Linked DNA regions of Mus musculus: region 2 is linked to region 1. Evidence: chromatin loops called from intact Hi-C (ENCODE). Cell type or tissue: left cerebral cortex. All regions are shown on one strand. Links, peaks and the distances in the headings refer to the core of each region. The heading gives the core; the rest is flanking DNA. Region 1 has its middle 110 kb from the start of Try4. Region 2 has its middle 36 kb from the start of Prss2.

Region 1 (7,391 bases), core at 1,233-6,232:
AAAAGGTTCAGTTATTTTGGATTATGCTTATTAACTCTGAAACTAAGAACTCAATTGCTTCTGCTTCTGTTTTTCCAGTTGCTTCTGCTTTTATTTTTTTTTCCAGTTGTTTCTGCCTTGATAAAATCACTAGTGTAGTACTTCTCAATATCAAATAGCACCAATGACATGGACCTTTAGAAAATATGTCTGAAGTATGGTGAGACCATGGTAACAGGGCTATTGCCCGGAGTAATTTATTTCCCTTAAATACAATGATCTGACAGCTATTTAAGTCTATCACTACAGAGAGCCACTGTGTTCAGACCTGCTGCCCACTCCAGCTGGTGACTGGAGACACAGTCTGCTGCTCCTGTGCATTGCTGAGGAGTATGGCAATACCTTTGAATATAATACAGTTTGGTTTTGTGTTCTTGAATTTCCTGAAGGAGGCTCATAGAAACTATCTTAATAACATTATGATAGTTAATGAGCTCCATTAATGAGCAAGTGTTTTTTTAAAAAAAACTTTTTATTGATTTCTTGTGTCATATCCTGAACCTCAGTCCCACCTTCATATCCCCCTTTCACCCTTGCAACTTCTCCTGCAAAATAACACACACACACACACACACACACACACACACACACACACACACAAGCAGCAACAACAAAGCACTGAAAACATCTCATAGTGGAAGCTGTACTATGTTACAGTGTGTCCCACAGTATATCCTTTGGTCTATACTTCTCTGCTTGCAAATGATCATTGCAATGAGTTGTTTCTCTGGACCAAGAACTCTGGCTTCTGTAACACCATTAATATTTTATCCTCTCCAAGACTCCTTGGATTATCCTGTTGCCATGGAGACCCTACAGCCCTGGATCAGCAGGACTGGCCCCTTCACATATCTCAATCATTTGCAGGTGATATAGACTTTGAGGTGGTCCAATTCAGAGCTCTGGATCTGGGCCTGTGTGGCAGCTGAGCTTGTCAGCATGCCTGCTTTCCCTTGTCTGCACTATCATGGCAATCTCTCCAGCACTGCTCTGTGTAGGCCATGCAAAGCCACCATTGTCAGGAGGCAGGATCAACTATTCTGCTCTCACACCCTCCTGGCAGGTTACATTGTGCCTTCACCATCAGGATCAGTTCTATTGTGTTGGCTAGGTGAGGTGCAGTCTACTCTCCCAAGTGCTACAACCAGTGAGGAGGCAGGGCTAGCTCCCCTTCTCATGACCCTAGGACCAGCTCTTGCTGCTGCTGCGGGTAGTGGTGGTGGTAGGGGACGCAGGAGGGCATCACGTTGTCACCTCATCACCTCATGCTAGATGAGTGGTAAGACAAACTCTCTCAGGCTCTCTTCCTCTGAGGCATCTGTCATGTGCCCCTTGTACCAGGGCCAGATCTACTGTGCTACCTGGAGGAGGTGCAGGGCTTTATCTCCTTAGTGCTGCAGCTGGAGAGGGTCATGGCCGGCCAGAGCACTAGCTCTCATAACCTCGGGGCCAGTTCTCCTGACTGCAGCAAGTGGTAAGAAAGAAGACACCCTTGCAACCCATATCACCTCACAGCATACAAGTGGCAGGGACAGCTCTCCCATGCTCCCACTCTCAGGGCTGCTCACCTGCACTCCCATCATCAAAGCCAGCTCTGCTGTGGTGTCCAGGCAAGGCAAGGCGAAGAGCCTGCTCTTCCAAATGCTGCACTGGTGAGGAGCAGGGATAGCTCTTCTGAACTCATGACCGCAGGTGGTGAGGGGCTGCACTTGTATCACCCCGTGGTAGATGAGATTGGGGTTAGTTTTTCCACACTAATAACCTTGAGGCTGGCTCACCCCCACCCCCACCCCAAGAGCTAGCTCCTCTGTGCTATCTGGGAGAAGCACAAGGCTCACTTTCCTGAGTGTTGCCAGTGGTGAGAGGTAGGGCCAGCTCTCCAAACCACCTCATCTAATGAGGGGCATGGCCTGCAAAACATACTGACCCCTGCAGCTGCATAGCCATGGACCCAGACATGGCTCATAGTCCCCGCTTAAGCTGGGAAGAGACCCAGATGTACACACACACACACACACACACACACACACACACACACACACACCACATCGAGAGAGAGAGAGAGAGAGAGAGAGAGAGAGAGAGAGAGAGAGAGAGAGAGAACCATGCACTGGGCTATCTTGTAATGGAGATGCTACAGGGGAATTTCAGGAGATGCTATGTGCTTTAGGACCTTCCTTTCTGTCCTGATTTGCTTTCCGTTGCTGTGCTAAAATACTGACCAAAACCAAGTTGGGGAGGAGATGGCTTATTTGGCAGACACAGGGTCCAACCATGAAGGAAGTCAGGACAAGAACTCATGCAGAAACCTAAAGACAGAGACTAAAACAGAAACCAAGAAGGAATGCTGCCTGCTGGCTTGCTTCATTTGTTTTCTTAAATGATCCAGGACTACCTGCCCATGAATAGCACTACCCTCCAATATCTGTTTTAAAATGTTCTATATATGTGTCCACTTCCATAGGCCAGGGTGATGGAGGTAATTCCTCAGTTAAGGTTTCTTCTTGGGTAACTATAATTGTGTCAAGTTCACAAAAACTAACCAGAGCAATTCCCTTGGCCATGAACAACATACTTTTATTCTAAGGTTCCATTTCTTATTCAACACCTCTTTTATGCACATGAGGTTAACTGGCATTGCCATTCAGTGCCACACAACAACACTCTTTGGCACAGTTTATGGAACTTTCACCCAATTGCTATAGCACACAGATCTCAGGTGTCTTCATTTGATTGGCTACTTCACAATTGCTAGCCACAGATACCACCCCTAGAATTCTATTTTGATTGACTAATATCTATTCTGAATACCCATAAATATTTAATGTATTTTTATCAGTAATTTACACTCTAGTTAAAAATTATCTTGTTTTTAACAAAAATTGATGTGATTAAGTTTTTACAGGTGGCCCTGGAATATCTGAAGTGCTTGACATTGTACATGTAATTCATGCCCAAAAGAATTGCTCTAGTTATTTTCTTTTTAACAAAAGTTATGAGAAAAAAATTGTAATTACTGTGAATTACTGGTTTATATTGATATGAGCCAAATATATTAAGTGGGAGTGGGGATAATGAAAGCAAAAAGAACTTTAAGAAAGATGAAAGAGCTTTTGAAAAACTGTTCAGGAAAGAAATTGTCATAATTAATGACTAGAAAGGGGCCAGTAATGAAGCTGACTCAGATAATAATTTTATTATTCAAAATATGAGAAAATGAGTTTAAAAAGATGTTTAGGACATGTTTAAAAAGATGGATCTAAAAACTTCAGAACTGATTAGGCATGAGTATCAATATATAAACAGGAGGTTTGGAAATGACTATTGCAGGTAGACGAATTAGGGAATCATGGGAAGAAGATCTGGAGTTATGTTAGGATTCATGGAGTGCAGATCCTAGGAATATGTTGAAATCATTCCAATGTACTCATCAGGCATCAGAAAATGGCTAGTAGGAGAGGCATGCATTTGTGTTATTTAGTATAGTATAGGAAAAACATGTCCCTGTCACAAAGGGTCAATAAAAAGAGCTGATATAGATGAATTTGCTATTCTGAACACTAGGAGGCGATGTAGGATTTTCTGTAAAATACTCAGTGTGGCTTGACTTACAGAGCTCATACAAAGCCTCACTTGGAAAGATTTGTCAGACTGCTTGGATGCTCCAGGGGAGATGGATCAAAAGAGTAAGCTGAGATATCTGAGAAGTTAGTGGAATAAAATATTAGATTTTGCTATCCCCAGAACATCTACTACAGATGCAAAACCTGAAATTATTTGTTCTAGTCATATATGATCAATATTTGGTCAATAATTAAGTAATTGATCAACACCATCCAAACCTTCTATTAAACATTCTTCTGATTATGCAGTTAGTGTAACAAGAAGAAAGGTGACCATGAAAAAGGAGATAAAGGAAAGAATTAGTGGGAGATGAAGTTTAAACAGACAGACAGACAGACAGACAGACAGACACACACACACACACACACACACCACATACACCCAGAGAAACACTGCACCACTAACAGCTAACTTCAGTACATTTACTGGCTATAACACAGACATAAAGGGCCTGTTTTATTTATACACACAAAACTCTTAGTATATAATAACAAACGGTTTAAATTGGAACATTTTGTAAGATTATACAGATAGAGACACCTTAGAAATATACAACAATTAATTTTTTAAAAAGAGGCAAGGGCAGGGCATGGTGGCACATGCTTTTAATCCCAGTACTTGGGAGGCAGAGGCAGGCGAATTTCTGAGTTCGAGGCTGGCCTGGTCTACAGAGTGAGTTCCAGGACAGCCAGGGCTATACAAAGAAACTCTGTCTCGAAAAACCAAAAAAAAAAAAAAAGGAAGGGCATATGGGACCAGGAACAAATACACTAGAAAATAAGCAAGATTTTAATACAAGAAATTACTTAGATTACAGAAAAATACATTTCAGAAGTCTGAAATAAGTGGAAATGTACAGTGTGGTCACAAATAAATGAGCCCGATAGTGAGATTTCCCACCCTTAGCATAATCATTTAAGTGTTTAGGACAACACTAAGTACAGTCACAAAAGGAAGCTCTCTTTTGTAAAAATTGGAGAAAACTAAAATTTAAGTGGATAAAAGAGGAGTATAGGTAAGATAACATTGAAAAACTATAAAGCAAAGTAATTTGCCCTGTGCTTTGAAAATTATTTTCAATATATAGCAAATGGAAATAGTCAAATAACAAAATAGGCATTTATAGATGAATTTAATATGTAATAGAAATGTCACTGCAGATAAAAAAGAGAGTGTTGTGGTATACTATGAACTAATCTAGAACAAGTGGTTTAGCCTACAAGAAATGATAAATTTAAACCTTTCTTCATGGGCATAAAACAAAATACATTACAAATGGATTAAGTGCTTAAATGTATACTCAAAATGTTAAGTACCTTGGTAGATAATCATGAGGTTGAATTTGGAGAATCTCTTGTAAATAATACAAGCGTGTGTATAATTAAAAAAAATGTAATTTCAACAAATGAAAACTGTAACAAAAATCATTTCTTTTTTTTATACTTTTTATTAGGTATTTTCCTCATTTACATTTCCAATGCTATCCCAAAAGTCCCCCATATCCTCCCACCCACTCCCCTACCCACCCACTCCCATTTTTTGGCCCTGGTGTTCCCCTGTACTGGGGCATATAAAGAACAAAAATCATTTCAAAGAGAGTATAAATGCAAATCATGACTTGGAAAGAATAGCAAGACCACCAAAAGGAGTAATATGCAGGAGATACAAAAATACCATGAGTGAAAAAGCTAATCAGCCAAAACCTAAGGGACAAAGGGCCACTTCTAGGACAGACAAGTAGCCTATGAATGTAAAAGATATCAATCTCTTTGTCAGACACAAATAAAAATTAAAATTTTATTTTACCATGTGGCAAAACTTTAGTTTAATAGACAAAATTAGAGAACTACTGAACATCAGTTAAGCCAGGGATGTGGCTCATTAAACACACTCATAAAGTACTGGGATAATTATTTGACTCAGTTAATCCAGCAAGGATTTTGTCATGCTGTGTAAAGTTAATGTGGCTGTGTGTATATTTCTACAGTGAGAGGAAATCTTGCCATATGTACAGTCCAGAGCCATGTACAAGACATGTAAAATATTGTTTGTAGTAGTAAAGATTCTACTTTGATGAAATTATCAAGAATGGTTAATGACCTTCAACAAATGAGTATAATAGGATGCTAAGTATGAATGGGAATGAATTGACTACGATTGTTCATACCGAAATGAATCCAAACAGAAAATAACATCCTAGACTATACAAATATACAAATAGGATAACTCTTTTGAGACAAATTTAAGTGGCATATAACATTGCATGACATAATTCAATATTCATATGTAAGTATTAAAAACCACAATGAAAACAAATAAATGACAAGTTTACTATCTGCACATAACTGAGTGTGGTGAAATCTAAGACCATTATAGACTCAAAACTTCTCAGCCATAATCTATCTCTTCAGCTCACTGTTTAAGTCTGAAAGATTCTCGAATTCCCGGCCAATGCACCAAATGAAAGATTTTCGAATTCCCGGCCAAATGAAAGACCCTCGAGGGGAGACCCTCACTCAGACACTCAAGTCCCGGGACAGCCGCGTACCCAAGAAGACACTGAGACCATACATAAAATGTAGAAGGCAAGATTTAATAAAGTAGCAACATGAAAGCACACAGACCAGAGCTCTGGGGTCGAAATAAAGCAGCAACATGAAAGCACACAGAGCTCTGGGGTCGAAACTCATACACCTTTGCACAGGGTAGAGGAGTCTCGACGACGACTCAAATTTTTCACAAGCTTTTAAAGGAAAAAACCACAAACTGGGAGGGGGAATGGGGAGGGAATAGGGGAAGTTTAACAACCACAAGTTTACTCAACCAAAGAGTCATATCCTGTGATTGGCAATACATCTGGCCTGTTGAAACATTCTGTGGTTGTTCCAGAAAATGTTTTTCTCAAGTATGTTTTCCAGATGGGAGGGGGTGGGCTCCGAGGTGAAAGTTCATGTTCTCACAAGAGGCCAGTAATTTTTCATTCTTCATTCCCCACTTCTTCTTGTAAGTAATTCTAATCTTAGAATTTCAGAAGTCTATATCTCTATGTGGAGAATACTGCATTTACTCTATCTTTAACATGGGAACAAAAACAGAATAAGGCGGATTAGTAAACAGAACTAGGCAGGGACCCTTTTAGTGAGGCTTGAGGGTCTCAGCATGACGCAGGTGTACGTAGATCAGATCTCTGGCTGGAACTGGTAAGATGTCCTTGGGGTACCCAGCTCGTTCACTGTAGCCAGTTGTGACCAGACTTTTTTCTGCACCACCTGTAAGCCTTTTAACAGTATACAGATCATTATTATAACAACATAGGTTTAAACACATTATTTAAGACAGTGATGGGCATAGGAGCCCCATAAAGGATCTTAAAAAGAGTAAAACCGAATCAAGAGTGAGTATTCTCAGTTTTAAATAGGGCAAGGGGAAGGGGCACCAAGTAAGTCTGTGCCAGTCTCTAGGATTAATTTTGTCAAGGTCTGTTTAGAGTTTTATTTATTCTTTTTTATCTTTCCTGAGCTCTGAGGTCTGTACACACAATGGAATTTTTATTTGACCTCTAAATACTTGGCCACACCCTGACTTACCTGGGCAACAAAGGCAGGACCATTATCTGACACTATTGCTTTTGGCACTCCGAACCTTGGAAAATTTTCTTTAACAATCTTCTTGATGACTATCTGATCAGTCTCGTTTTACAAGGAAAAGCTTTTATCTATCTTGAGAAC
Region 2 (7,391 bases), core at 755-5,754, 360 kb after region 1:
CCCCCTCCTCTCTCCCCAGCTGCAGAATGCATTTACCATCTCCAGCTTTCCAGATCCCTTCAATTCCTGTGAACCAAGGTGCTCCATAAGGAGCCTCAGACCCTACTTAGTGGTTTGTTGATGAAAATTCTGCAGGCCTTGTAGCACTGACAGAATGGTAAGTGGGGAAATCTAAGTCCTTCCCAGCTCCAGACACACACATTGTGATATATCTTACAAGGCATCTGACCTGCAAAGGGACAGTGCTGATCTTGAGTCCCATAGTTAACCAGGCACAGTAGGACCCTTAATACTTGTTTCCCTGACCGATTCCAGCAAAGAGATATAGGAACATGATAAAAAAAATAATCTTAAGAAGAACTGTTTTTCATCAAACATCAGCAAGTGAAGAGATGCATTCCTGGGACTTTTCGGTTCCTGAAGACAATGGGGGAAGGGGTGGAAGCATCTCACCCCAGGTCTGGCTGTTTATCTGTAAGTAACATCAGCACCAAGTAAGAATGGCCACCTGCCATAGCTCCATCTCCAGGAGTCACAACAGGATGTGGTTTGACATTTACCAGGTCCTACATCTGGGGTGCCTGTGAATGCTCCCCCACTCACTCACATTCTGAGCATTTTGGGAACCACACTTGCCACATCCTGTCTTCAAACCCTTCTCATGCAGCCCTTTCTACCTCAGCCTCTAGCTATCACCGTGACAGTGAGAACAACCAAGAGGAGGGTCTCTAAAGGGGAACCCATATATCTCATCTCAAGCCCCCCATCTAAACTATCTTACATCTGTTAGAAGTCACACAGGAAACAGAAGCCTTCAGTATGCACCATGGAGACAGGTGCAATAACAGCTCTGACCTCATTAGGGTTCCCATGGCTCCCACATCACCGCTCTTCCCACTTCTCTTTCCACTTAACCCCAACTCCAGTCACCCTCTCTTCACAAGTATCCTCCATTTCCTTCAACTAATGTAATGAGAGCCCATTCATGTAATGAGTCACAGGAACAGAGTCTAAATAATAAACCGAATGAAAAATAGATGGTCTGTCTGTCCTGCATTCATTGGCTGGCTTTCGCTGGGGTGTATCCTCTGTGAGTAAGGGCTGTAAAGTGAATGTGCTTTGTATTTCCTGCCTCATGTGGGTAAGATGAGGGAAACGTCTACACACAACACAGGAAAGAATGGAAAACCAGACCTCCAGAAACTCTCAAATGAGGAAGTGGGAACTCGCAAAATATACAAGCCAATCCTGCTCTATCCATCACACACTCAACTAAATCATATAATCTTTAAAAAATCATATGAAGTAGCCCAGCCTTCCTAAGGCTGGGCCTTTTTCTACCTTCTAGAAGCAGTCAAGGGGCCCCAGTCAATCCCATTATGGCTTAGATCCTTGAGGGGAGTTTCTCTAACTTCTGTGGTCCTCAGCAGCCTGTGTGTGAAAATCAGGCAATGATATCCTTAGGGATAGTTATTGTGACACATTTATAAAGTCAAAGTCAAAATCAGCATCCTTACAGATCTCCTAGAAAAGAAGCCACATTTAACCAGGAACCATGACATTGATGTTGGCAGCAGGTAGCACCTACTATTAGGATATGCCATCCTGAAGTGTTTTCCTGTTTTCCCTAGTTATAATGACTGAGGTTTTGACCTTTGGGTACAATTGAAACAGTTATGGCAGCAGAATCTTTATGCATAAATAGAGGCAGATAACTAAATGCAGGATAATGACTTGCTCTAGTGTGTATACATGGTTTTCAGGACTCTCCTTAAACAGCCTCTTCTTGTGTGCTACATTATCCTTAGCCATCACTAGGATTTTCTTTTTCTCATTTGCTGTTTCCAAGACTTTAAAGACGCTGAGATTTCTGTGTTTCTATTCAAACAATCCTCTCATTTGGAACTTAATTGTATTAAATCTAGCTAAAAATCGTTTCTCCTTTTAATGTACACACACACACACACACACACACACACACACACACACACAGTGTTTCTCCTTGAAGACAGACCCTGAGATTGCACAGAGTTCCAACAGGAATGTTCTAGGATGAATTCAGAGCAGACAGCACATGAGAAAATTGGCATCGGTTTGCCACATAAGCATTGTCATGTTTGTGACATATTTTCTGTTTAAATATTTTTAAATGAGACAATTTGGAGGAGCTACAGTCAAAGTACTTTGTAAGCTTCCAGGGAGGAAAAGGACACCTGCCAAAAGTTAGACTTTGTAATAGTACTTGCAAAATATGATCTCCTTCAATATCTAACAATGCATACAGATAACATTTGCTGGTGAAAAAAAAATGAAATCTAGAAAAACTACATAACTGCCCTCAGGTCTTAGAAACTAGGAAATCTAGACTTGAAGTCAAATGTTTTACTTGTAGCTTTGCCTGGTACCATCTTTAATATACTTCATTGTTTTGATCTTTATGATGGCTCTCTGTATCCTGGCTACTTTACACCTATTCATCAAGTGTGATAGAGACATTTGGACATTGTCAAGTATGTTGTTGATCACTCAGTGTCTCTGTTTTGATTTTTCCTTTGTATATTAATTAAATGAGATTGAAAATACATCAGTGATACATCAGAATCACTCTAGATAGTGTTTGGTGCCAGGAACAGAGGATTTTAAGACTTCTTGTGCCCTCTTGTGGAAGAAAAGAGACATTGGGGGAAATTCCCTTTTGGGAATATGATCTAGAGAGGAGTGAGGGCTAAAGAAATCTCAGTTGCCAAGGTAACCAGTACATCCCTTTCCAACCATTCACATCAGTCTCTTCCTCTTCTTCATTTCCATCCTAGTCACTATTCCATTTTAACCTTTCTGTCACACACACACTCCTCCTCTTTACCCTCAGTCTCCTGTGTTTCTTATGCTACCATCTGTTTGTCTGTTTTGCTACAGAAGAGTAGAGGAGAGACAGAAGTTTAAACTGGGAAGTATAAATGACAATACAACCACTATCAGACCTGGTAACACATGCTTGTTTGGATGAGGCAGGGGGATTGCTTCAAAATTGAGGCAAGTGCAGACTACATAGTAGAAATTTGTGTCAAACAAAACAAACAAACAAACAAACAAGCAACAGGACGCAAGCAGCAGTAAAAATTCCTGAATGAACATTTTCCATATTAACTTTTACATTTGATCTTAGACAAAATGCTAAGAACTTTTCTATATTAAATTCTATCTTGCATAGCTATCTAATGACATCTTGTTCCTCCTTGATTGATGTCTTGAGTATCAGCCTTTATAAACTTTCTAACCTCAGCAGAAAGATGAATGATGGAGATACTCCCAGAGGTGAAATTAACTAATTGAGTTACATAAGATTCTCCTACCTGGTATCAGATACAGATACAGGTATATCCCACTTCTCTCTGCCACATATATCCATGAGCATGCCCAGCGTACCTCAATAGTAATGTAGAACAAGTATAGAGTGTTTAGACAAGAGTAGCCTGGTTTAAGGACGGGTATACAATATCCTACTACTGGATACTACAAACTGGAAATTTTACTGTGTGTAGGCAACTCACAGGTTCTGCATATGTGAGTCACTGATAACGAGTTTAATAAATGTCTTTGGTGACTTCTGACTTGAATCATGTTGTTTTCCAGACTTCAACTTGACTATCAGCCAGAAATTCAGTGGCAAACCCCCTCCACCCATCCCTAGTGAGGGTTCCTAGTGAGGGAGGAAGGACTAAAGAGAGGGTGTGGTTTTTGCACAGATGTCTGCCCCACCCTACTCAGTGTGAGACTCCAGGCACAGAGGTAGAAGCCAGAGTGGCTGAGAAGCAGCTTCTCCGTGCTTAGGATGAATTGGTCGTCCTTCGGCCTGGAAGCTGAGAGGTTCAGTTGCACCACCGACTCTACCTGGCCAACAGTAATAGAGTAGAAGAGTTGCTGGAGGGTGCCTCCTGTGGCCTGCCAGTACCAGTAGAGGTTAGGGCTTGATTTCCCCTTTATGGTACACCCCAGAGACAGTGGGCTGCCCACAGCCTTGATCTCGGCAACTGGCCATTGATGGATAGTCTGAGCACTAACACCTGTAAAGAAATAGAGTCATTTAGAGTAGAAACACACACCTCTACACATACACACACACCAGCTTGCTTGCCTTCCCTCTGAAGGGGTTACATGTAATCAGTCTCAGGGAGTATACTAGAAGAGCCAGGGATGAAAAATGTTACAGGGCAAGGGGAGACAAATCCTTTCTAAAAGATACAAAACTGAGAGTCAATACTGAAAGAGTGTGAAATGCCCATATCTCAGTAATTGGAGGACTGTGGTCAAGAGAGGCAAGCCAGTACCAAAGAATCTACACCTTTAACAGGTGGAGAGATGGAAGCAACAATTTGAAAGTAGGTTTTCAACAGGGGAATGCACCCACCCAAGAACATGCCCAGGAGAAAGGCAAGGAGAGAGTACAGCATAGTTCAAGATGGTCTTTGTCTAGGCTTGTCTACTCTGCACTTGTACTTCCTTTTCTAAGCCAGAGATGCACAGGCCCCTCCTACCTCAAGACTGGCTGCCAGAGTGGAAGTTTAGATCCCCTTGAGCTGGGGAGGAAATGAGGCTGGGCTTTCTTAAGCAGGTGGTGAATCATCCCCACCCTCCCTGGGAACCAGCTGTGCTCTGCGCTTGTTAGCATTATTACACTCCTGCCTGATGTTCTGGTATGTAAATATAGTTAATGATTCGTTATTTATGGGCAAACAAGGGGCAACACTCTAGGTACTCCTGGAGACATCCTGGTGTCTTTGACCATCAGAGCAACTATTGCTAGTAAAATAACAAAAGGGGATTTTATTTTAGTCAGTGCCAAGATATGTCACCTACACTGTTTGAAAGGAAAGACATGAAGGCAGATAACAGCTCAAGAGATTTAGGTCTCTGGAGTTTTCAAAGGAGAAGAGTGTAGTTCTGAGTAAAGGAACCTGTTATGTCATCCAACAGGAGAAGTGCACATCCTCTTCAACCTTGGTAGGTAGGACTAGAGACCCAGACAGGCAGAATTAATTACTAAAGGAATCAAAGCTGGCCTGTGTTCCATGTGCCTACTAAGGCCCATCTAGATCTATTTTATTTGTTCCTTTACTTAAACAACATATTACAAGGCCTCACAATTAGATGGGACCAGGTCAATACTGTAGTTCATTCCTCTTGCTGTGTAGAAAACCTGTGTTAATTCTGAATCTTACTTGTCTCGTGTTTAAGATGTGACAAATAATACCCAGTAAGAAGGACTACAACACCAACAAATGCCAAATGGCTCAAAGATATGTTTTGCCCGATACACAGCAAGCACTCTTACAAACATTGCCTTTAAAGCGCAAGCAAACAGCCAAGACGCAGGGATTCACAAGGGGGTAGATCTGGCAGGTAAGAGCTGAAGATGCCAGAGACACAAGAAGTGTAATGATGCTGGGCAGAGGGGGGAAGATCTGAAGGGTAGTTGGTAGAGCTTCATTCCACTGAGATGAGGCATAGCACCCTGAGATGCTTGGAGGACAGCCAACTGGTCCCTTGGAACCTCACTTGTGCGGTTCTTTGTTCTCTGAAGCATTCATTTATAAACCAATTATTCAATCTTAGATGTGGGAGAGTGGTTTAAAGTGAGGACCTGGAAAAGGCAGCAGTAGGCGTGGCCAGCCAGGGAGGTTGAGCCTGAAGCAAATGAGCTGTTTGAAGTGCTTCATCACTTCATCGGGGTCTGGTGACCTAATGCATTTGTTACTGATGCTCTTGCTTCAGAAGCATGAGTTAAAATTGGAGCTATTCACTCTGATGGCTTCCGTTGCAGCACTTTCCAGTTGCTTACACCGGAGTGCCCCACATTTATGGAGGGAGTGTTTTGTTTGTTTGTTTCATCTTTTCTAAGTCTAATTAACCCTCTTACAATATTTATTTTACTGAGAAAGCAAGTGATACACACAGTGCAGTGCGCATGCAATAAACACTTAGAAGTATGATGAAAAATAGCTACGGGCAATGCAGGAACCTAATGCTGTTGGAAAATTGCTCAATCTCAGTTTGTATAAATCTTTTGCTAGAACGTGATGAAATATATATGCAAGCCAGGATTTGGGGGACTGGACTGAAGATAACATACACACATACTGTCTTTGACTGCCTCTGTTGTTTATGCCACTCTTCTTTTTTGTTCCTGAATTAGTATTTTTTAGGGAGTGGGATGGACTCCCTAGAAGGCCCTTAAGTGAGAACTAAGCACAGAGAAGAGGGAAGGTAGGCAGTGGCATTAGGAAAAAGTGAAATAACTGTTCTTGCTTTCAGTGGGACTATATCGTATTTTCCTTAGGCTGGCAGGTTTAGGTGCCATCCTAGCCCATGATACCTAATATAATCCATTGGTCACACTGGCTCAGTGTCATTGCCAAGTGTAGAAACAACACAATCTTCCTCCTTCGGTGTGAAACAGCAGAGTGGGGGAGAGGAGCCGCATCAGTCAGATCAGAAATACCAGCTGGCTCCTAAATCCTGATCATTATCACAATTCTAGCTTGAAGCTCCTTCCATATGGCTGATGTCTTAGGGGAAAAAAAAAGCTCTCTTCCTTCTCCATTACCATCTGCAATGCTGCTGATTCATTCAGTCATTCAAGGCATTCATCTGTTGATAGGGATGTAATCCCTGGGCTCTGTAGCTGCAAAGCTTTGGAAGGGAAGGGTCTGGCCACCTTTAGCCCCAATGAGGTGTTGACTAAACTGGGTAATCAGAGACTGGTTTGCCCTGTGGCCTGCTCTCTCCTTAACCTTTCAAGGCATTTGAAGGTGGGGGCCCATTTCTCTGATAAACCTCCTATGAAATTCCTTTGCTACCTTCTGGGCCTTCTTCTACCCCTCCCTATGCTAGATTTGATTCTAAATTAATTACTACAGATCTGATAAGCTTCACATTAAGAGAATGGCTGAATTAGTCATCTTCTCATTATCACTTATACGTTTTATGTCTAAATAATAAACTTGGGAGGCATTTGTAATGTCTCTTTTTTCCTCTACAAGAGTTAAAAATTACTACAGCTTATGGAAAGGAGTGGAGAGTCAGTCAAAGTCATGTGTCAGAATTCCTTGTGCCTGTTGTGGCTTGCATATGCCTTCCAAGGCATATGTACTAAAAACTTAATCACTACTTCAATAGCGATAAAAAATCCTTCAAGAGTGATTAGAGCATGAAGGCTTGGCGCTTAAGATGGATTAATTCTGTTATGGTGGAAGTTCCTTAAAAAGATGAGCTTGACATGTTCTCTGCATCTCCCTCTCCTTTTCCCTCTCCTTCTCTCTCCTTCTACTCCTCCTCTATCTTCATACTCTCTCTCTCTCTCTCTCTCTCTCTCTCTCTCTCTCTCTCTCTCT

What was found. Peaks named below come from ENCODE experiments on the same cell type or tissue, not always from the same donor. Only the 100,000 strongest peaks of a DNase experiment are listed, where the experiment ranks them.
Region 2: it touches region 1 in a loop (2.5-fold over the local background); 7 of 42 quality-filtered maps call a loop at or near these places.

Annotation. Positions count from the first base shown.
Region 1 is chr6:41,191,057-41,198,447 of GRCm38, forward strand. It overlaps Tcrb. Among named protein-coding and RNA genes, the nearest start is that of Try4, 110 kb to the right of the region's middle. In left cerebral cortex, for the core only: a CTCF peak has its summit at 3,602; a DNase peak (open chromatin) is centred at 3,604.
Region 2 is chr6:41,553,921-41,561,311 of GRCm38, forward strand. It overlaps Tcrb and Trbv31. Among named protein-coding and RNA genes, the nearest start is that of Prss2, 36 kb to the left of the region's middle. In left cerebral cortex, for the core only: a CTCF peak has its summit at 2,668 (motif pointing left); DNase peaks (open chromatin) are centred at 2,701, 4,579 and 5,675; H3K27ac peaks cover 508 bases.